Linked DNA regions of Homo sapiens: regions 2 and 3 are each linked to region 1. Evidence: read pairs that join two places in POLR2A ChIA-PET (ENCODE). Cell type or tissue: A673. All regions are shown on one strand.

Region 1 (8,000 bases):
AAATCCAGTTCATATTGTTCCAGAGTCATGTAACATCAAGGTGGGGACACAAAATATGATAGTGAATTTTACCTTTTCTTAGGAAATGATCACAATTTCATTGAAAGTACAGGATAAAGTGAATAGCCCCTTAACGACTTGTGTACTTTATTGTCTTCAATAGAAAGTTCAAATATTTCCATTTTTTAAACCTCTAGAATATTATCCGGACATTTAAAATATTGATATTTGAGTTTACATTAAAGGACATCATACTCTGAAAACAGGCTGGCTTTAAATATAGTTTGACTGATTGTGGGGGTACTTACGGACAGATTTCTTTACCAAGTACCAGTTTCTTATATTTAAAAAAAATCAGCAAGATAGAATTTAAAAAATCTTCATTTACAATACATTGTAAACTGCAGACAGCAACTGCCACATACATCATAGACCAGCACAGGTAAAAATCTTTTTTCCGGATGTCTATAAGACTTTGTATCTTCCTTTATTTGTTGGTTGGTATGAATTTTGCTGTAATAGGAAATAAAAGATATGTCATCAGAGAAAGCAAAACAAAAAAAACAAAAAAAAAAAACGAACCAACCAACCAACCAAACAAACCCAAAAGGAAATATTTAAGATCATTTCCTTTGCCAACTTATAAAACTATTGGTTATTTAAAATTTTAAATGTTACTATTACTGCATTGAGAAAGGAAAAACTATTCAATAACTAATGAATTCTCTGTTCACTCAACTATTCCTTAACAACTATGTTTTGAATCAACCTAATGGTGGTAGCATCTATGGGCACAAGATTCTTTTCGACCACTCCTTGGTGAAATAGTATTAAGCACATGATTTAACAGCTGTTTTACTTTTTCCCTCTTGTTTTGTGAACCCACTTTTCATTAAACTTCTAACCACCCCCACCCCCCAACAAAAAAAGGAATGCTCTGTGAGGGGAATTTTAGAAAAGCTCTCAGAATTACACTTAGATAAAAGACAACGTTTCCTTTCAAAGGAAATGTACACACTGTAGGGAGTGTTTATAAGCTGCAACTGGCACTAAAGACACAAGGACATGTCTACCTCCTCGGGAAAGGCAGTCTGTAAAGGGCTTTTTCCAAAATCAAATTAAGTCATTGTTTAAGTTTAAAGACACTGACAACACCATGTGTTGGCAAATATGTAGAACAACTGGAATTTTCTACACTTCTGGATTGAGTGTGAATTGATGTAACCTCTTTGGAAAACTATTTAGCAATACCTAGCCTATAATTAACAATTCTACTCCGAGGTATATACCCAAGGAAAAAATCATGCTAATATATACCAAACGCACATGGAATAATGTTCACAGAAGTGTTGTTCATAAAAACCAAAAATAAGAATAGCCCCCAAATCCAATATATAAATATAAATTAATTGTTGTATAATCATATAAATATTATATGGCCATGAAAATGAATTATTGCTACATGCAATAACATGGACCGATCTCCTCAAAATGTTGAGTGAAGGAAACTAGATGCAAAAGGTGCAAACGCATGATTACACTTATGTGGAGTTCAAAAACAGGAAAAACTAATCTATGATTTTAAAATTCACAATATAGGGCCGGGCGCCACGGCTCACGCCTGTAATCCCAGCACTTTGGGAGGCCAAGGCAGGTGAATCATGAGGTCAGGAGTTCGAGACCAGCCTTGCCAACACAGTGAAACACCATCTCTACTAAAAATACAAAAATTAGCCAGATGCGGTGGTGTGCGCCTGTAATCCCAGCTACTCAGGAGGCTGAGGCAGGAGAATCACTTGAACGCAGGAGGCGGAGGTTGCAGTGAGCCGAGATCGTGCCACTGCACTCCAGCCTGGGTGACAATGCAAGACTCAGTCTCCAAAAAAAAAAAAGAAAAGAAAAGAAAAAAAATTCAAGGTATGGTTTTGTTGGGGGGAGATGAATAGTGACAAGAATAGACACAGAGAAGACTTCTGGGATATTAGTAATGTTTTTTATTTCTTGATCTGGGTAGTGACTACACTGGTATGCTTATTACTTTGTGAAAATTCATCAAACTATATGTTTATGATTTGAGTACTTCTCTGTATTTATATTTCAATAAAACACTTATTAAAACAAAACAAACGAAACTTTAAGGTTTTCACTCACCAGCCGGATCAGCTCTTCTTTTATGAGCCTGGTGATTTCTGCCTTTGCTTTCTGCACAGCCAGTTCATTGGCACCTAGTGATTGAGTGGAAAGCATATTATTCAAATTACTAAACTTACACTGTGTTTACCCATATCACGGAGGTCCAGGAAGAAACACTGTAGGTGACTTTCAGAAACACTGTACTGCCTGCCAAGATAGCCATTTAATGCCTGGTGGAACATTACCCACATTATATAATGGCTGCTTATTATTTTGATTACTTTCAGAGTTTCAAATGTAACCACTGAGGTCATATTATGTGTTAAGAGTTCCTAGTATGGTGATTAAAAAGAGTGGAATAAAAAGACTATTAGTGATTTGTCCAGGAGATAGTAAGAGAAGGCTAAAGGGAAATATAACTTCCTTGGTTTATTCATTTAGTAAGTATTTATTAGACATTTATGATGTTCACTGAAGTCTACAAATGTTTCAGAAGGGTCTCGTCTGAACAAAATCTTTAAAATGAAAGGAGGACTAGCCAATTGGAGGGAGGAAAGATACCATAAGAGTATTTTGCAAAGGAAATTAATTACATGCGTAATGGTACAGAGTTAAGACAAGCATGCTTAATTATTGAAGAATAAGAGAAGCGTAGCGTGGTTGGAAAAGGAGTATGAAAGAACACCGCAAGATAGCTGACTAGATGAGGTAGGCTGCAGACATTCATTCACAGTTATCAATTTCATAAACATTAAGCACTCACCTCTCACATACTGTGAGACATTTAACATATAAATAACAAATTCATGCTCTTTAAAAGCTTACAGACTAGAAAAACAAACTTGTAAAGATATCAAAACAGGATGAAAAGGAAGTAGTTCACAAACTTCACTTTTAAATACCACTTTTAGGAAGTTTTCCTGACTCTGAAAGGCACAGTTAAGTGTTTTTTTCCTTAGTGCTCTCACAATATTGTATTTATACCATCACAAGAGCACACTTTTGAGGTAGAATGGACAAGATATTTTTTCTGATGGGATATGAACAGTGAAAAAGAGAAACAAATTAAGATATTAAGAGCTGGCTGGCAAGTGAAAAAAGGCAGAAGTAAAAGAATATACTGATTCCAGGAGGTAAACAGGTGTTTTCTGGACAGTGATAATGGGTGAAATTTAATTCTAAAATTGCTGTAGTTGAGGTGCTCATCAGACATCCAATTGGAAATACAGATGAGGCCAATGGAAATATGAACCAGAAGTTTAGAAGTGGCAGAGATTAGAGAGCCATCAAGGGTAGGCTGGGTAGAATCTGGAGCCAATGGACAATGCCAGTGAGTAGGTAAGTACAGATAGACACCATATTGCACACTGAGAAGAGAAAAAGAGCTGAATCAAAGAAGACTAAAGATTGAAATGTCTAAGAATAAAAGGAGGACTGGGTTTGCAACGTAGAGAGCTATATTTTTATCATTCCGTGTATTTTTAAAAAACACAAATGAGGGAAAGATTTATAATAAACGAGAAAATTTCCCCCCATATTAGAAATGAGTAACTTTTCTGTCCCCAGAGAGAGACAGAGACGGAGCTAGAAAGAGAGACAGAAACAGTTGCACAACAGGAAGGAAAAGGCCAAGGGTATGGCTATGAAGTCATAGCAACATATCTAATTTAAATCCTATACCTCCACTAGCCACCAATCACAACACTATAAAACTACGTGGGGAAGGTGAGTGCTGGAAGGGAAGAGAAAAAGAAGAATCAAGACCGAAGTCAAACTGAAAATTACAACAAAAATGAAATTTAGGAGGAAAACACGTTGCTTGGTATGAGTTGGTGTGAAGCTTGTTGATATTTTTGTGCAACTTTAAAAAGAAGGAAAATGACACTCTCACCTAGATTTAACTGGAAAATCAATTTTCCTACTTTTATCAGAGCCCGACAATTTGGACCAGTTTAAATTCTGACTTATGTAACTTCTTGTAATAGGTTACATATGTTTATAAGCAGCTATGAAAAAAAGGGCATTTCCTTTCATTGGTCCTAAAACAACTGTGGCTGCTTTTAAGGGATTCTCCACTAGTAAAAAGAGAGGGTCACAGAACAGGCTATATAAATTATACAGGCTGACTAGGCATGTAAGTCCTTCCTGTTCTCCTTCCCTTTGCCTGGTGGGAGGCCTGGAGCTGCTGAGCCAAACAGAGCCTCCAAGGAGCCAGCCAGGCAGTGGGGTCCCTCCAATTACAGAACTAGAAACAGATGACACTAGGCTCATTCCACAGTAGCAACACCTGTTTTCATCCTGTTAGTGTTTAGTTGAGTTCGGAGTTTCAAAAACTAAATGATCCTTTAAAAAATCTAATTACCTCTGAAAATTCTAAAAGATTTAGATCACTTAAATTACCAAACCCTAGCTCTTATTCAATATCATTATATTTCTTTTTCTTTTCTTTTCTTTTTTTTGAGACAGAGTTTCGCTGTTTTTGCCCAGGCTGGAGTGCAGTGGCGCCATCTCAGCTCACTGCAACCTCTACCTTCTGTTTCCAAGGTACTCAGCCTCTCGAGTAGCTGGGATACAGGCTCCCGCCACCATGCCCAGCTAATTTTTGTATTTAGTAGAGACGGGGTTTCACTATGTTGGCCAGGCTGGTCTCAAACTCTTGACCTTGTGATCCGCCCGCTTCGGCCTCCCAAAGTGCTGGGATTACAGGCGTGAGCCACCGCGCCCGGCCATTATCATTATATTTCTAGATTATTCTTAAGATTTGCTTCAACAAAGTTGCTTTTTTACTGAGGAGACTTGCTTAGATTATTATAAAAATTAGACGTTATTTCCTGAGTGTAAATTGACAGTGGAGACAAATGACCAGAACCATTCTGGATGAAAGGAAAACTACATCGGAGCTGTGGAATCAGTGAATATCTCACTTCACATCACTTGGTAGTAGAGATGTGTTCTGATAAAGTTATACATAAATTGAAATTTGATATATCAATTATACCATACTAAGCAAACACTGCATTTAAATTAATAAATGAATTACGAAAAGAATTCTTTTTCAAAGCAAATAATCATGTCTCTCACTTACCTCTTTATAAGGCAAGCAGTTAAAATATTAATTTTGCTTAAATGATACCCATGTATTCAAGCAGAAAATAAAATCCTGACTCCATGTACACCAAAGGTTTTATTGCCACATTCCTCTATCATTGTCTTCAGCCTGTATGATCTAATTAACACAGTAGCAAAGACCTGTCCAGTTCCAACTACAGAAACACATCAGCTTAAGTTTTCTCTGCTTGAAGACCCAGGGGTCAGCAATCCCCATTTCACTATGTAATAAGAAACAGTGTCACCTGAGTTAGAAACATACTGGGTCATTGGCAGACCAAAAGTATTTCAGGATACACAAAAGCATGCCATTTTTAAACCTGACTTCAAATAGATCTAAGTCAGTTTCTCATAGTCACAAACATGAAGAAAAAAGTGTAGTTTGCCTAGTTCTGGCCACACATCCTTTGTATGCCATTTAAAAATATGTATGAAACTTACCATGACTCAATGGTAGAGTGGGAAAAACACGGAAAACATAACAGCTGTATTTGCCGGGCGTGGTGGCTCTCGCCTGTAATCCCAACACTTTGGGAGGCCAAGGCAGGAGGATCACGAGGTCAGGAGATCGAGACCATCCTGGCCAACAATGGTGAAACCCCATCTCTACTAAAAATACAAAAATTAGCTGGGTATGGTGGCATGTTCCTATAATCCCAGCTACTTGGGAGGCTGCCAGGAGGCAGAGGTTTTAGTGAGCCAAGATTGCACCATTGCACTCCAGCCTGGCGACAGAGCGAGACTCCATGTCAAAAAAAAAAAAAAAAAAAAAAGATGAAATTAAGAAATTCTCAGATAAACAAAACCTGAGTTAGTTGCTAGTATACCTGCCCTACAAGAAATACAAAAGGAAATCCTCCAGACTGAAGTGAAAGAACCCTAGATTACTTGAATGAGGAAACAAAGAATACTCATAGCTACATACGTAAATATAAAAGTCAGTATTATTTTTAGTTTGTAGCTTCTCTTTATTTCCTGTATGATTTAAAAATTACATAAAATAATTATGAATCTATGTTGAAGAATACAGAATGTATGAAGATGTACAGGTCTGGGCCCAGCATGGTGGCTCACGTTTGTAATCCCATCACTTTGGGAGGCTGAGGCAGGAGGATCACTTGAGCCCAGGAGTTCAAGAACAGTCTGGGCAACATAGTGAAAACCCATCTCTACAAAAAATACAAAAATTTAGCTGGACATAGTGGCATACACCTGTGGTCCCAGCTAAATGGGGGGCTGAGGTGGGAGGCTTGCTTGAGCTGTGACTGGGTCATTGCACTCCAGGACAGGTGACAGAACAAGACTCTGTCTCAAAAAAAGATGAGTAGGTTTGGGAGGCCGATGTGGGAGTACAAGAGAAGCCAGGAGTTCAAGACAAGCCTAGACTGTAACATAGCAAGACCCTGTCTCTAGAAAAAAAAATTTTTTTCATTAGCCAGGCATGGTGGCACAGGCCTGTGGTCCTAGCTGTTCAGGAGGCTAAGGATAGAGGATCACTTGAACCCTGGAGTTTGAAGCTACAGTAAACTATAATCTCACCTTTGCACTCCAGCCTGAGTGACAGATCAAGACCCTGTCTCTTAGAAAAACATATACAGGAATTTTGTGTCAATAACAACAAAAAAATAGATGGGACTGTATAGGAGCAAAATTTTTGTATAGTATTAAAACTAAGTTGGCATTAATTGAACTACGTTGTTATGAATTAAGATATTAATTGCAATCCACTGAGTAACCGCTAAGAAAATACCTGGCTGGGCACGGTGGCCCAGGCCTGTAATCCCTGCACTTTGGGAGGCTGAGGTAGGCAGTTCACCTGAGGTCAGGAGTTCAAGAACAGCCTGGCCAACGTGGTGAAACTCCATCTCTACTAAAAATAAAATTAGCCAGGCATGCATCTGTAATCCCAGCTACTAGGGAGGCCAAGGGAGAACTCCTTGAACCTGGGAGGTGGAGGTTGCAGTGAGACGAGACAGCACCATTGCACTCCAGCCTGGGCAACAGAGTGAGACTCCATCTCAAAAAAAAAAAAAACAAAAAAAAACCTAAAAATACATATAGCAAAAGAAAGAAGTAGGCCGGGCGTGGTGGCTCCTGCCTGTAATCCCAGCACTTTGGGAGGCCAAGGCAGGCAGATCATGAGGTCAGGAGATTGAGACCATCCTGGCCAACATGGTGAAACCCCATGTCTACTAAAAATACAAAAAGTAGCTGGGCATGGTGGTGCTTGCCTGTAGTCCCAGCTACTCGGGAGGCTGAGGCAATAGAACCGCTTAAGCCTGGGAGGCAGAGGTTGCAGTGAGCCAAAATTGCGCCGTTGCAGTGAGCCGAAATTGCGCCGCTGCATTCCAGCCTGGTGACAGAGCTAGACTCCCTCTCAAAAAAAAAAAAAAACAAAAAACCCAGAAACAAGAGCAAATCAAAATGGCACACAAGAAAATATTGCTTTAACACGGTGGGGCACAGTGGCTCATGCCTGTAATCCCAACACTTTGGGAGGCAGAGGCAGGTGGATCACCTGAGGTCAGGAGTTTGACAACAGCCTGACCAACATGGTGAAACCTCATCCCTACTAAAAATACAAAAATTGGCCGGGCGCAGTGGCTCACGCCTGTAATCCCAGCACTTTGGGAGGCCGAGGCGGGCGGATCACAAGGTCAGGAGATCGAGACCATCCTGGCTAACATGGTGAAATCCTGTCTCTACTAAAAATACAAAAAAAAAAATTAGCCGGGCATGGTGGTGGGCGCCTGTAGTCC
Region 2 (8,000 bases), 210 kb after region 1:
AAAAAAACAAAAAACACAGAAAAAAAACCCAACAAAAACCAGCATAACTGGAAGAGACTACAGAGTGGTCTTAAATATTAGGTGTAAGTCATTTTTTAATTTTTTGACGTTGCTCTATTTCATTTATTCAAATATTTATTGAGCACCTACTTTATGTCAGACATTGTTCTGGATACTAGGGGAAAACAGATGCTATCTCAACCTTTCCTGCAGCTCACATTCATTTCAACTCATATTTTTTAATTAATCAAAAGCATATGTGATCTATTCTGGTGTGGAAAAGAAAACATTTTTGAAAAGGAAAAAAAAGCATATGTGAAAACCTACATATATCCTATGATCTGGCAGTTCTACTCCTAGTTACTTACCCGAGAGAAATGAGAAAATACATTTACCAAAAACCTTGTACAAAAATGTTTATACTAGCTTTATTTGTTGGTGGTGAGTTATTATTATTTTTTTTTTTTGAGTCAGTGTCTCACTCTGTGGCCCAGGCTGGAGTGCAATGGCACAATCGCGGCTCACTGCAGCCTCAACCTCCCAGGTTCAAGTGTTCCTCCCACCTCAGTCTCCCAAGTAGCTCGAACTACAGGCACATGCTACCACATCTGGCTAATTTTTTAATTTATTTGTAGAGATAGGGTTTCACCATGTTGCTTAGGCTGGTCTTGAACTCCTGGGCTCAAGCGATCCTCCCATCCAGCCTCCCAAAGTGCTGGGATTACAAGTGTGAGCCACCATACCCAGCCTATACTAATTTTATTTGTAATAGCCAAAAACTGGAAACACCTCAAATGTCCATCAAAAAGGAAATTGATAAATAATGGAATGCTACTTAGCAAGAAAGATGAATAAACCACTGATACATTCAGTCATATTATGCTACATGGCAGAAGCTGGTCATAAAAAGTTATCTACTGTATGATACCATTTATATGAAATTCTAGAACAGACAAAACTAACCTGTGGTGATAGAATTCAGATCAGTGGTTGCTTCCGGAGATGAAAATGGGGATTGACTGGGAAGGGGCTAGAGGAGACTTTCTGGGATGTTAACAGTGTTCTGTATCTTAAATAGCCTAATTCAGACTTCTTTTATAAAGCAGAAAGTATATTGGGGATTATTACCATAGAGGTGGTTTGCTAACTAAGCATTATCTTTTCCTTATGAACAGTGACTTTGAATATAGATTGTATTAAATATTTTATTCATTTGGCAATCTACACATAGAATTTCTTTCTTTCTTTTTTTTTTTTTTTTGAGACAAAGTCTCGCTCTTGTCCCCCAGGCTGGAGTGCAATGGTATGATCTCAGCTCACTGCAACCTCCACCTCCCGGGTTCAAGCGATTCTCTTGCCTCAGCCTCTCGAGTAGCTGGGATTACAGGAGCCTACCACCACTCCCGGCTAATTTTTGTATTTTTAGTAGAGACGGGATTTCACCATGTTTGCCAGGATGGTCTCGAACTCCTCACCTCAGGTGATCCGCCCCCCTCGGCCTTCCAAAGTGCTGGGATTACAGGCATGAGCCACCGTGTGCCCTGCCCTTTTTTTTTTTTTTTTTTTTCCGAGATGGAGTCTCGCTCTGTTGCCCAGGCTGGAGTGCAGTGGCCAGTCTCGGCTCACTGCAACCTCCGCCTGCCACATTCTCCTGTCTCAGCTTCCCTAGTAGCTAGGATTACAGGCATCTGCCACCACGCCTGGCTAATTTTTGTATTTTTAGTAGAGACGGGGTTTCACCACATTGGCCAGGCTGGTCTCAGAACTCCTGATGTCTCAAGTGATCCACCCGCCTCGGCCTCCCGAAGTGCTGGGATTAGAGGCATGAGCCACTGCACCTGGCCTACATACAGAATTTCTTTATTTATTATTGTTATTTTTTGAGACGGAGTCTTGCTCTGTCGCCCAGGCTAGAGTGCAGTGGTGCAATCTCGGCTCACTGCAAGCTCCGCCTCCCGCGTTCATGCCATTCTCCTGCCTCAGCCTCCTGAGTAGCTGGGACTACAGGCGCCTGCCACCACGCCCAGCTAATTTTTTGTATTTTTTTAGTAGAGACGGGGTTTCACCGTGTTAGCCAGGATGGTCTCGATCTCCTGACCTCGTGACCCACCCGCCTCAGCCTCCCAAAGTGCTGGGATTACAGGCGTGAGCCACCGCCCCCGGCCCAGAATTTCTTCTTATTTTCAGACAGAATCTCTCTCTGTTGCCCAGGCTGGAGTGCAATGGCGCAATCTCGGCTCACTGCAACCTCCGCCTCCTGGGTTCAAGTGATTCTCCTGCCTCAGCCTCCTGAGTAGCTGGGATTACAGGCACCTGCCACCATGCCTGGGTAATTTTTTTTTTTTTTTTTTGAGATGGAGTCTCGCTCTGTTCCCCAGGCTGGAGTGCAGTGGGGCAATCTCGGCTCATTGCAACCTCTGCCGCCAGGGTTCAAGCGATTCTCCTGCCTCAGCCTCCCTGGTAGCTGGGATTTCAGGCACCTGCCGCTGCACCCAGCTAATTTTTTGTATTTTTAGTAGAGACGGGGTTTCACCTCGTTAGCCAGGATGGTCTCGATCTCCTGACCTCGTGATCTGCCCATCTCGGCCTCCCAAAGTGCTGGGATTACAGGCGTGAGCCACCGCGCCCGGCCCCCAGAATTTCTTAAGAAGATAAAAACTCTGGGCTAAAGTAGCTACACTAAAACTTATGTTGTCATTATGGGGCACTTGTGCTTTTGGCCATAAGTGAGTACTGGTTCTGGAATTACCCTCCCACTGTACACAACTAGAAAACCGGACAAAAAAAGATGCTACAACTGTTTTCAGACATTGGGCAACAGCTACCACAGGACTGTGATTCCTGAGAGAAAGGAAACAACTCTATTTTGGTTTTATGCCAAGAGGTAATTTTCAGACCATGGTGCAAAGAGAGGACACCCAAACATAGTCCAATAGTCTTGCTGAGTTGAGGAGATGTAGACCAGAATTTGGAAAGGCCAACAGGACTAGAATTTTTTTGCTAGGACAGAGAGGAGGGAGTACCGGAGAGGAGGGACCTCTGGAGAGAAAGGACTCTAGAAATTTACATAGCTGAATACCAATCTGTGCATGCAATGGGTAAAGCTCCAAAAGGCTAGTCAAAGAACAATTGTAAGAATGCTGTTAGCCAAATAATTACTAGAGCTCTCATGGGGCCAGGAATTGTTGTTTAATCCCATTTAGCCTTCTAACAAATGTTAAAAACTGATCTGTAAGCAAGTGAACTGTCAGAACAAAATTCAACCTTCTTCAAAAGACTACAACAAAATCCAGCACTCAATATGAAATTACTAGACATGCAAAGAAACAGGAAAGTGATTCAGTCAGTAGAAACAGACACAAGTGTGACAAAGATGATGGAATTAGCAGATTAAGACATAAGACAATCGTTATGAATGTGCTCAGGGATTTAAAGGAAAACACAAACATGAGGAAAGAAATGGAAGATATAACACAGAATCAAATGAAACTTCTAGAAATGAAAAATACAGTATTTGAAATGAAAATTTCTTTTTTTTCTTTCTTTCTTTTTTTTAATAGAGACAGGGTCTCCCTGGGTTGCCCAGGCTGGTCTCGAACTCCTGGGCTCAAGTGATTCTCCCACCTTGGCCTCCCAAAGTCTGGGCTTACAGGTGTGAGCTACCATGCCCAGCCTGAAATGGAAATTTCACTGGATAGGATTAATAGTAAATTAGATAGTGCCAGTACTGCAGAAAGAAAGACCACTAAACTTAACTCAATGCAACAGAAACTCCAGAATGAAGCACAGAGAGAAAAGTGACTGAAAGCAAAATAAACAGAGCCTCAATGACTGGTGAGACAACATCAGGCAGTCTAACAAACCTGCAACTGAAGTCCCAGAAGTGGAAGGGAGGAGAAAGAAAGATAGTTATGGAAATAATGGCCACAATTTTTTATGGTAATTGTTTTTGTAATTAAAGACTGTCTTATGTCAGCCATAAGAGAAAATTATTTCACCTGTATCATTTAAGATGAATTATATGAACAATTATTAGATTGGAGCAGTTATTTGAATTCATAGCAAATAATTGTCTGAAGAGATTAACATTTTCAGCAGGAAGAATAGAGAAGGAAAAATAAATGTTGGATTTGTGGTGAGTAGAATACTAGAACTGAATATTACAATTATTTGTTATATTGTCAGTATGAATTGGTGTATATCTAATTACAAAAAAGTATTATTGTACCAGTTTGTAAATGTTTGATTTGACCTTATTTGCAATAAAAGTAAATCAAACATTAAGTAGTAAATATAAGCTATTGTTAGAAATGCTTGTTCCCTGGTGCTGTAAAGGATAGCACTTGAACATAAATTTAATTTCCTCAGCAAGGCCATTTTTACTTTCTGCAGAAAGGGTACACTTGCCAGCAGTTTTGCCACAAGAGTACACCGAACAAAGGAGACAGGGTCATTTATAATCTGATGCGTCCACCCTACTGCTGTGTCCGGTTTCCATTGGCTGGAATGGGACCTCACATTCTGTATTTGTCCTGATTGGCTAGCAACTTAGAACTTTTTAAAAGAGGCAAAGGCAGAGGAGAACAAAGGAAGGAGGAAGTAACTTGTGGAATGCTGAGAAAGGTAAAAACACCTTCAAATAAGGAAGAGGAACAGGCTATGACCTAATGCTTGCTTGGACCAGTGTAAGTATGCCAGGGCAAATATTTAGGCTAAATTGTGGGAGCTAAGAACATAAAGTACATTGATTTCTTTATTACGGCTGGCAGATATTTAAGAATGTTAGCACGGGTCTTTGAATCAATTTTGCTTCTAAGAGAAGTTACTATTTATTCTTAATTAGATGGGGAGGAAAGTCTTTGAAAAGGAACCTCTACTTTACTTTTTACACGATTAATGGGTTTCTAATTTTCATGTAAAAATATTTTAAAATCTTATTTAGCTTCCGAAGAACTGACCATTGCTGGCATGACGTTTACAACTTTTGATCTGGGTGGACATGTTCAAGGTAAGATTCTTTTTTTTTTTTTTTTTTTTTTTTTTTTTTTTTTTTTTTTAGACAGGCTCACTCTGTCTCCCAGGCTGGAGTGCAGTGGTGCAATCTCAGCTCACTGCAACCTCTGCCTCCTGGGTTCAAGCAATCCTCATGCCTCAGCCTCCCCAATAGCTGGGATTACAGGCATGTGCCACCGCGCCCAGCTGATTTTTGTATTCTTAGTAGAGATGGGATTTCGCCACGTTCAAGGTAAGATTCTCTTACTCTTACAGTCACTTTGTTTTATTTTAACTTAACAAAAATGTGGCCATTAGTTCTAGTGCATGAAATCTCATTCTAGTCACGCAAGGCCAGAGTAGATTTAAAATTTAGGGATTATTACTCCCCGATAAATACTTTAAAAGCAAAGGGTGATTTTCATGATACTTCTGGCCAATTCAAATGAGAATTGCTTTTGGTGGTAAAGTGTATGAGTAAAATTAACTTCCATTCTCTCTACTTCAATCTACCTCTCACTGTCATAATCATGTTTTGAACATGTTACTGCTCTGTAAAACAAAAACAAAACAAAACAAAACAAAAAAACCTTCAGTGGCTAACTCATTACTTACAAAATAAAGGCCAAACTCATTAACCTGGCATTCAGGATCTCTATGATCTGGTCCCAGTTTACTTTTCTGGGCTTTTAAAAATTATCTTATAGAGACAGGGTCTCACTCACTATGTTGCCCAGGCTTGTCTCCAACTCCTGGGCTCAAGCAATCCTCTCATCTCAGTCTCCCAAAAGTTGGGATTATAGGTGTGAGCCACCACATCTGGCCTACTTTTCTTTTATTTCCCTCTATTCCCCTTCCCGTTCTTTTTGCTTCAACCAAATCAGACCTTCTTGGTGTTTTCCTCTGTGCTTTTGTTCATGCCATCCCCATCCGCACATGAGTAACCCCTTTAGGCCCCAGCGTATGCCCTGCTACCTCCCTTGGGAAGCCATTCTCAGTTGGAGTGCTCTCAGCTATACTTCATAGCACTTAGTATATTTGTGTACATGTCTACAACAAGTTTGGAAAGACTGCCTTATCTCTTATATTAAACTTGCGGGGACTAAAATCCTGTTTTTTGTTTTGTTTTAATTAAAAAAAATTTTTTTTGTAGAGATGGGGTCTCACAATCTTGCCCAGGCTGATTTTGAAGTCCTGGCCTCAAGCAATCCTCCTACCTCAATTTCCCAAAGTGCTGGGATTACAGGTGTGAGCCACCACACCTGGCCTGTTCATTTTTTATATCCCCAAAAGTACTTGGCAACATCTACCTCATAGTAAGTCATAACTAACCAATATTACCGAATTGGTGGGCATTCTAAAAACCTGATGCGACATATAGTTGAAAAGATTGTAAATGGTTCTGGCTAGTGAAAGCACATTTGAGACATGTAATTGTCTGGCATATACACAAAATAATTTCTGGAATACGATGATTAGAATTGGAATCTAATGGAATTTGTCTGAGACTTCATTTCTATGTTGTTTCAAGATATGTCATAATGGCTGGGTGTGGGGTCTCAGGCCTATAATCCCAGTGCTTTGAGAGGCTGAGGTTGGGAGGATCACTTGAAGCCAGGAGTTCAAGACCAGCCTTGCAACATAGCAAGACCCTGTCTCTACACAGAATTTAACAATTAATGGGGCATAGTGATAGACACTGATAGTCCTACCTACTCAGGAGGCTGAGATGGGACTATGACTTGAGCTCAAGAGTCTGAGGTTGCAGTGAACTAGCCTGGATGACAGAGCAAGACCCTGTCTCTTTAAAAAAAAAAAAAAAAGGTATGTCATAAAACTCAAGTCAGTGAAGAAAGTTATGTTATGGAAAAAATTACTCTTATGATTTCATAGACTTCAGTTAATTATTAACATTTGAGCTTCTTTTCTGAGTAAAACAATTTTGTTTTGGTTTTTTTTTAATTATTTTTTTTGAAACAGAGTCTGGTTCTGTCTCCCAGGCTGGAGTGCAGTGGCATGATCTTGGCTTACTGCAGCCTCTGCCTCCTGGGCTCCATCCTCCCACCTCAGCCTCCCAAGTAGCTGGGCAGGCACACACCACCACACTTTCTAATTTTTTTTTTTTTTTTTTTTTTTTTTTGAGACGGAGTCTCTCTCTGTCACCCAGGCTGGAGTGCAGTGGCATGATCTCGGCTCACTGCCACCTCCACCTCCCGGGTTCAGGTGATTCTCCAAGCCTGGCTAATTTTTGTATTTTTAGTAGAGACACAGGGTTTCACTATGTTGGCCAGGTTGGTCTCCAACTCCTGACCTCAGGTGATCCACCTGCCTCAGCCTCCCAAAGTGCTGGGATTACAGGCATGAGCCACTGTGTCCGGCTTGGCTAATTTTTTGTGTTTTTTTGTAGAGATGAGGTTTCACTATGTTGTCCAGGCTGGTCTTGAACTCCTGAGCTCAAGCAATCCACCTGCCTTGGCCTTCCAAAGTGCTGGGATTACAAGTGTGAGCCACCACACCCGGCCTTATTATTTTAACAAGCTTGTACCTGATATTAATTTCCTTCTGTCACTCATTCCAAATTTATCACTGGCAAAAAAAATCTGATAACTAGAAATGTCAAAAAATGAACACTGCATATATATGTAATATAAATACACACATTTTATGTATATATAATCACATATATGTAGTTTTTTTACTGCTTATATTTTAGATCTAGTAGCAGTCCTCCAATGAACTTAACGTGTATTTTTTTTTATTTTTATTTTTATTTTAAATATTCTACTCCTTACATATGATAATTGGAAGAGACTAAAGTATTTGACTTGCCCACAGTCAAGGAAAGCCTGAAATTCCCTCTTAGTTATTCTCAGAAGAATTTGGCACCACTGGGTAAAAGATTAACTTGAATATATTGTGAAGTACCAGCAGCTAAGGGATTACCGCACTTGATATCTGGTTGGACTCTTTGCTTAAACCATCTGCTGGGTTTGACCAACAAGTAAACT
Region 3 (8,000 bases), 370 kb before region 1:
GATTTCTAGAATATATTGTCAGGTGGAAAAAGCAAGGCTCAAAAGAATACATAATATATACTAGCACTATGTAAGAAAGAAGAGGAAACTAGGAAACATACATGCATTTGTTTATTTTTGCCAAAAAAAAACATAGGAAGGAAAAATCAGAAAAATATAAAATTGTTTACCTTCTGGGGAATGGCGGAGGAGATAGAGTGAAAGGGATACAGAAGTGACACTTTTCTCGGTATTTTTTTTGTATAACATTTAATTTTGGAAGCATATTCATAAACTACAGAATCAAAAAACAAGGATGAGGGGAACAAAAACCAAATTGAAAGCAAACGAGCCAAACTGTATTGCAAATAAATCCTAAGAAAACTGCTGATGAACCCAAATTCAGAACCACACTGATGTGGGAAAGCACTAATCCTAGTAATTGTTGAACAAAGTATATTGACTATATGTCCTCAGCATAGAAGAAAAAGAACTGCAAACTAATTGTGAACTCTTTCACTTAGACTTGTTTCTCACAGCAGTATGGGTGTACCAATTTTGAAACAATCTTCTATATACAGTATAGGATTGAGACTGAGTAAATGTGAAATAATGCTGGAAGTCAGAGTTCTAAACATAGGGGAGATCCAAATATGGGAGTAGGGACACTCATGACACATATATACATACACAAAGAGACACAGACACACATACATTTTCAAATATGTATGTGTAACTCTGAATGTGTATGTGTATGCATACATACTTGTATATTTCACAGCTGGGATGGATAGGGGATATATGTGTATGTGTGTACATATCTATCCTAGATTTGAAGGAGCCTGGAGACAATGACACTCCAGTAGTGTTAGGCATAGTCAGTGCCTAGATCTTGGTTTTTAAATACCATTCCCCACTTAAAGGAACCAGAGTTCCTTAGCAAAACAGCTGATGCCAGGACTAGGTCAGGGAAGGTAAAAGGTAAGCCTGGAACATCTTGTTTATGCCAGAAAATAAAGAAGTATTGAAAGTAATGATGGTGGCACATGAAAAGCAGACAGGAGACAAGCCTGAAGGAGATCTCACTGGCTAAACCTAGGACAATTTGAGCACAAAACAAATAATGACAATAATATATTTGAGCCCATTAAATAAAACAGGAATCAATGAGGCTATAGTGATAAAGCAGCAGCAGCAGCAGAAGAGGAGGAGAAAAGAAGAAAGGAGAGAGGGAAAGCGGGAAAACTCAAAATCAGAGAAGAACGCTAAGCGGGAAATATGCAGAAAGTAGCAGCACTGGAAAATCACCATGTTCTGACCATGCAGTAAAGACTGGCTGAGGCAGGACTCATCAACAGACACTAAATTCAGCAGGAGGGGTGGGGTGTAGATTTTGAGGAGAAGCAGAATATTTGCACTTCAAAGTGTCTTCCCACAGATCGATTATTAGTTATAAGGGAAAATGGTAACTATACAGTGCAGTAACCAGACAAGATTTTGGCCAGGAAATCAAAGTTAACATCACCAATGAGAAGCAGACAGTCATCTGACAAACCTAAACTGAATTGGAATATTCTACATCCTGACCTGGTCTTCAAGAAAACATCAATGTCATAAAAGACATAGGCTGAATAACCACTCCAGATGAAAGGTTAAAGAGACCTGACAATGTGTGACCATAAACGCAATATGTTCTCAACAAAGTACTGGCAAACCAAATTCCACAGCACATCAAAAAGTTAATTCACCATGATCAAACAGGCTTCACTCCTGAGATGCAAGGTTGGTTCAACATATGCAAATCAGTCAATGTGATTCACCACATAAACAGAATTAAAAACAAAAACCATATGATCATCTTAACAGACATGGAAAAAGCTTTCCATAAAATCCACATTCCTTCATGATAAAAACCCTCAAGAAACTAGGCATTGAAGGAACATACCTCAAAATAGTAACAGCCATTTATGACCAATCCACAGCCAAAATCATGCGGAATGGGCAAAAACCGGAAGCATTCCCCTTGAGGACTAGAACAAGACAAGGATGCCTACTCTCACCACCCCTATTCCACATAGTACTGGAAGTGCCAGCAAGAGCAATCAGGCAAGAGAAAGAAATAAAAGGCATCCAAATAGGAAAAGAAGTCAAACTAACTCTTCACAACGATTCTATACCTAGAAAACCCTAAAGACTCCACCAAAAGGCTCCTGGAATTGATAACTTCAGTAAAGTTTCAGTATACAAAATCAATGTACAAAAATCAGTAGCATTTCTATATATCAATAATATTCAAGCTGAGAAACAAATCAAGAACACAATCCCATTTGCAGTAGCCATCAAAAAATAAAAATACCTAAGAATACATCTAACCAAGGAGGTGAAAGATCTCTACAAGGAAAACTACAAAACACTGCTAAATGAAATCATAGATGACACAAATGGAAAAACATTCCACGCTCAGATTGGAAGAATCGATATTGTTAAAATGACCATACTGCCCAAAGCAATCTATAGATTCAATGTGATTACTATCGAACTACCAACATTATTCACAGAATTGGAATAAAACTATTCTAAAATTCATATGGAACCAAAAGATTGTGAATAGCCAAAGCAATCCTAAGCAAAAAGAACAAAGCCAGAGGCATCACATTACCCAACTTCAAACTACACTGAAAGGCTACAGTAACCAAAACAGCATGGTTTGGTATAAAAACAAACACATAGCAAACAGAACAGAACAGAAAACTCAAAATTAAAGCCACAGACATACAGCTATCTAATCTTCAACAAAGTTGACAAAAATAAGCAATGCGGAAAGGACTCCCTATTCAATGAAGGATGCTGGTATAGCTGGCTAGCCACATACAGAAGAATAAAACTGGATCCCTATCTTTCAATGTATACAAAAATAACTCAAGATGGATTAAATATTTAAATGTAAGACCTCAGATATAAAAATCCTAGAAGAAAACCTACAAAATACCCTAGGTTTTTGGCAAGGCCCTACCCATTGGCCTTGGCAAATAATTTTTGGCTAAGTTCCCAAAAGTAATTGCAATGAAAACAAAAATTAAACTAGTGGAACCTAATTATACTAAAGAGTTTCTTCATAGCAAAAGAAACGATCAACAGAGTAAACAGACAACCTACAAAATGGGAGAAAATATTCAAAAACTATGTATCTGACAACAGATCTACAAGGAACTAAGATCTACAAGGAACTGAAACATTGAACAAGCAAAAAACAGACAATCTCATTTTTTAAAATGGGCAAAAGATGTGAACAGGTATTTCTCAAAAGAAGACATACAGGTGACCAACAAACATGAAAAAATGCTCCACATCATTATCAGAGAAATGCAAATCAAAACCACAATGAGGTACCATCTCACACCAGTGAGAATGGCTATTACTAAAAAGTCAAAAAACAACAGATGTTGGCACTGCTGCAGAGAAAGGGGAACACTTACACACTGTTGATCAGAATGTCAATTACTTCAGCCACTGTGGAAAGTAGTTTGGTGATTTCTCAAAGAACTTAAAACAGAGCTACCATTCCATCCAGCAATCCCGTTACTGGGTGTATATCCAAAAGAAAACAAATTGTTCTACTAAAAAGACACATGCACTCATAGGTTCATCACAGCACTATTCACAATAACAAAGACATGGAATCAACCTACATGCCCATCAATGGTAGACTAAAGAAAACATGGTACATATACACCATGAAATACTATGCAGTCATAAAAAAGAATGAAATCATGTCCTTTGCAGCAACATGAATGCAGCTGGAGGCCATTCTCTTAAGCAAACTTACACAGCGACAGAAAACCAAATACCACATGTTCTCACTTATAAGAGGGAGCTAAACATTGGGTATTCATGGACATAAAGATGGCAACAATAGACACTGGGCACTGATGGGGCAGGAGGCAAGGATTAAAAAACTAAAGGCCAGGCGCGGTGGCTCATGCCTGTAATCCCAGCACTCTGGGAGGCCGAGGCAGGCGGATCACAAGGTCAGGAATTCGAGACCAGCCTGACCAACATGGTGAAACCCCATCTCTTCTAAAAATACCAAAATTAGCCAGGCACGGTGGCGCATGCCTGTAATCCCAGCTACTCAGGAGGCTGAGGCAGGAGAATCGCTTGAACCTGGGAGATGGAGGTTGCAGTGAGCCAAGATCGCACCACTGCACTCCAGCCTGGGCAGCAGAGCAAGACTGTCTCAAACAAAACAAAACAGAAACTAACTATGTGGTACTATGCTGGGTGATGGGATCATTCGTTCTCCAAACCTCAGCATCACGCAATATGCCCAAGTAACAAACCTATACATGCACCCTCTGAATCTAAAAGTTGAAAAAAAAAAAAAAAAGAAACAATATGTGATCATTGCCCGGATCTTATGCTGAAAGGAAAAATTTGGAATGTAGACAGTAGACTAGGGTAAATAATAGAGTTAAGACTAACCATTCAAGGCAAAAGTCTTCCAATTCTGAAAGGGCCTTTTGAAATCTAGACTTGGCAAATGCCCCAGCATATTCTTCCCCCACAGCTATGTCACACTGCCCTTCCCCAGTGAATATGCAGGCGTTCCAAGAAGGGCAACCAGCCGGGCCCTGAAGAGGGCAGCCCCAGAATCATCAAGTTTAATCTGCCCAAAGAGCATATATGACTTAAGTGTTTCCAGCCTTCTACAGTGGATATACTTGGCAAGAACATACCTGTAGGATCCCCTGGAGAAGACAAGGCCATTATGGAAGCCTAGAATCCAGGGGTGTGGTCTTCTTCTGACCCTCTGCCAGGATGGACATGGCCCAGAGGGCCAAAACCCAAAACTCTCCCCAGCTGGAGCTCAATGACCTGTGTAGATCTGGCAGCAACCCCAGGCCTTAGCAAGCCCCTGTAATCTTCCTCCCAATTCTGGCCGGCCCACAGGAGCTGTCGGCAGCCACCCCAGTGACTCACCCAATATAAAAATGGTGGGGAGGATGGGAAATGAGTGATCATTCACTTTGAAATGCATTTTTTTCTTCTTGGAGATTTATTCTGGATTATTGCATCTGACACCATTCATATACTGAGAATAGCTTTTGTGCAGGAAACAAAAGGAAACTGTGAGATAGCTTTTATTTTATGTTCTTAGAGATTTATTTGGTTGGATTATATCTGGCATCAGGACGCCCACAGCTCCATCAGATTGCAATGGCAGAAGACAGGACAGACCAAGTAAGGAGTCCACATTACCAAAGTTGCTGTGGCAATTCTGGAATTTCACAATGTTCTCCCTCATAGCCAGGTGAATACTACAAGATTCCAGTAGGACATCCAGAGGAGAGGGAGAGAGAAACAGGGACATGGAAATCCAGGGAGAAAGGCCTGACATATGCGATGACAGTTTTATCATCTCCTTTAGTTCTTCTAAAAGTATTTGTTCCTATGCTCTTGAATCTCATTTGAGGTCAAGATGCAATTTCAATTCAAGCTAATAACAAGGGCTCTGAGAGTGGTGTTCTGCTTGCTGGAGTCAAAGCAATGCTCAGCTGTCTATGCTGAGATCAGGTAGAGAAGAAAAGCAGGGCTGAACTTTATCTCTAAAATGAGGGTGACCTAGAGCATGGCCTCTTGTGGGGATTAAGTGGCTAATAGCAATGACACTCAATGGTCAGAGCACATGCTAAGTGATTGCTTGACAACGAGTGACCCAGTTGACTGTTGTGAAGTCCATTTTGCCTTCTTTCCTCTCCAGATAAATACCATGATGAATTCCCCAACTGATAATCACAGAGAATTCCAGTGTTTTACAAAAAACAGTCTTATCACCCCCAAATCCAAAGTGCCACTATAGCCTCATCACCTCTCGGCTTTGTGAACCAGGAAAGCATCAAGGTCTTCCTGAACAGCTCAGCCTCACAACCAAGAATGTTCCCACTTAAAAGACCTTCCAACACCACATTTTCTTTTCACTGGCCCCCGGAATATGTTATCTTGGGAGAGGGAAAGTTAAAACAAATGAACTCGCAGCAGCTGGGGAGGAAGACTGAGAATGACTCAGGAGTCATTCTCCCTCCAGACAGGGTAATTTCCTACCCAGTCATAGGCAAGGTTGAGAGCTGAGCTGCATCTTAAAGCTGCCTGGGGTGAGAGACAGGAGTTTAGTGATGTAAAGAATAACTGCTAATAAAGTACTTTCTCTCTTTATTTGCTACAATTCTGTGAAAGTCTCTCAGTTCCAGATGCATAAAACTGGAGAAGCGGTCCACAGCTCAATCACCCACCTTCTCTTCCAAAGAATCCACAAGTACTAGAGGGACAGCATCAGCAACACGCCGGGCGGAATCACTCGGGGGCCTTGGAAGACCTGTTCTATTTGCTTCTGAAGGTGAGAGAGTGGAGGACCCCAGAGAGTCTTTCCTCCCATGGAAAATTCTCATGACTGAGCAGCTTTAAGCTCTTTGGAGCCCTACGGGGCTGAGAGGGCTACTTACAAGAGAGGTTGCCCAGACTCTCCCAAGGCAGTTGCATAGCCTGATTTTAGAATAATATGTGGCCACAAAAAGAAGTCAGTCTGCTGGGATTCCTCTGGAGAGCCTGAGAAGGGGGACAGGGCAGCCAGCTGGCTGGCAGCCACTCCAAGCACAAAGGTGGGAGCCAGCTGTGCCAGGTGTGTTTAAAGTTCATCTTACCTTTGGTCCCCCAATACCTGTGTGATGGATGGCATTGTGGGAAGGTGTATTCAGCCAGTAATGCATTTCTGTCAGAGTGGCTGGAAATAAAAGGGAGATGATGGGAGGGGGGCTGCTTTTGTGCTCGGGGTAAATAACCAGTCGGCTAGGGTTTTTCTTCTTCTTCTATTCATGTTCATGGGGCCAGGAGGGACTAAAAGTTTACTGACTTTCCTAACATTCCTTCTTCTCCATAAAAATGTAAGTCCAGGGTAGGTAGGATTCCTCTCCCTCCTTGGCTGGCCAGCCTCAGAGATTTCAGTGAGCCACTCGCAGTCCCTGAATGCGCAGACCTGGCATAACAAGAAGATTTCTGACTACGGGGCATTTCTCCGTACAGAACGGCTGGCTCTAAAGGCAGTCGGCACCCAGGAGAAAACATGCCAAATAATTTTTTCTACATTAAATTATGAGGTGAGCTGAAAAAACACAACTAAATCACCCCTAGTCCAGGGCTTGCATGAGCCCCTTGACTAAGAAAATAACTTTTCAGGACTAGGTTCTGAGCAGCCATTTGGCCAAATACCAGAGTCTCTTTCTATGATCTCAGAGACCAGGAGGTAAGAACATTTTGGCCTCAGATAAGCCAGGAGACAATCACCTAAAAACAGACATCCTTGGGCTTTGACAGCCAACTCCCTCTATAGGGGAGAGAGAAGGTGTCTGGGTTAGATACCCATGGGTCCTGCTGCTACCAGCTGAAGGCCCCATGGGAACTGCTTGACCTGTGCTGGTAAAATGAGGGTGCAAGGGCAGTCCAGCCATGCTGGACGCGCAGCATGGAGCACGGATGCCCTGCTGCACCCAGACGCCAAGTATCATGCTTGCACATGCTGCAGGCAGGCGTGGCCAAGCAGGACACAGCCTTTGTGTATAAAACCACCACAGAACGAGAAAACATTGCGTCTGAAATGGGGCCAAGGCTCCTCCATTGACAAACATCTACTGTGATTCCCAGCCCCTTCTGAAAAGGCCTAGGGGAAAGTCATGGCTCCAGGCCCCCTTCCCCAAGACAGGAATGAGAGTATCACCACACACAGCCTCTCCCCTCAGTGCTACTGAGCCCCATGTGACATCCTCACAGGCCAAATCCATTCACAAAACTCAGTCCCCTCAGGACATAGATATCTAGTTTTGCCCCCATGGTTTAGAAATATAGCTGCTATACTACCTTCTACCCAAAACCCAAAACAGCCACCAAGAGCCCCACTTTGCTGGAGACTTCCTGATAGGGTTGTTTGTGTGGGTAGATTCAAGCCTGTTTGTGGTGGATACCTAGGAACC

Evidence for each region. Peaks named below come from ENCODE experiments on the same cell type or tissue, not always from the same donor. Only the 100,000 strongest peaks of a DNase experiment are listed, where the experiment ranks them.
Region 2: POLR2A ChIA-PET joins it to region 1 with 14 read pairs; 2 of 35 experiments call an interaction of 5 or more read pairs at or near these places.
Region 3: POLR2A ChIA-PET joins it to region 1 with 14 read pairs; 2 of 35 experiments call an interaction of 5 or more read pairs at or near these places.

The regions. Positions count from the first base shown.
Region 1 is chr5:134,821,172-134,829,171 of GRCh38, reverse strand. DDX46 (DEAD-box helicase 46) reads right to left here. Exons shown (of 23, transcript NM_001300860.2): 22 at 2,152-2,225; 23 at 1-513. The coding sequence ends at 466. Among named protein-coding and RNA genes, the nearest start is that of C5orf24, 21 kb to the left of the region's middle. In A673, no CTCF peak of the experiment used is centred here; DNase peaks (open chromatin) are centred at 3,781, 4,291 and 5,921; H3K4me3 peaks cover 857 bases; H3K27ac peaks cover 4,436 bases.
Region 2 is chr5:134,609,699-134,617,698 of GRCh38, reverse strand. SAR1B (secretion associated Ras related GTPase 1B) reads left to right here. Exons shown (of 7, transcript NM_016103.4): 4 at 4,943-5,008. Among named protein-coding and RNA genes, the nearest start is that of SAR1B, 19 kb to the left of the region's middle. In A673, no CTCF peak of the experiment used is centred here; no DNase peak of the experiment used is centred here.
Region 3 is chr5:135,191,981-135,199,980 of GRCh38, reverse strand. All of the region lies in intron 3 of PITX1-AS1 (PITX1 antisense RNA 1), which reads right to left. Among named protein-coding and RNA genes, the nearest start is that of LINC02900, 52 kb to the left of the region's middle. In A673, no CTCF peak of the experiment used is centred here; no DNase peak of the experiment used is centred here; H3K27me3 peaks cover 3,632 bases.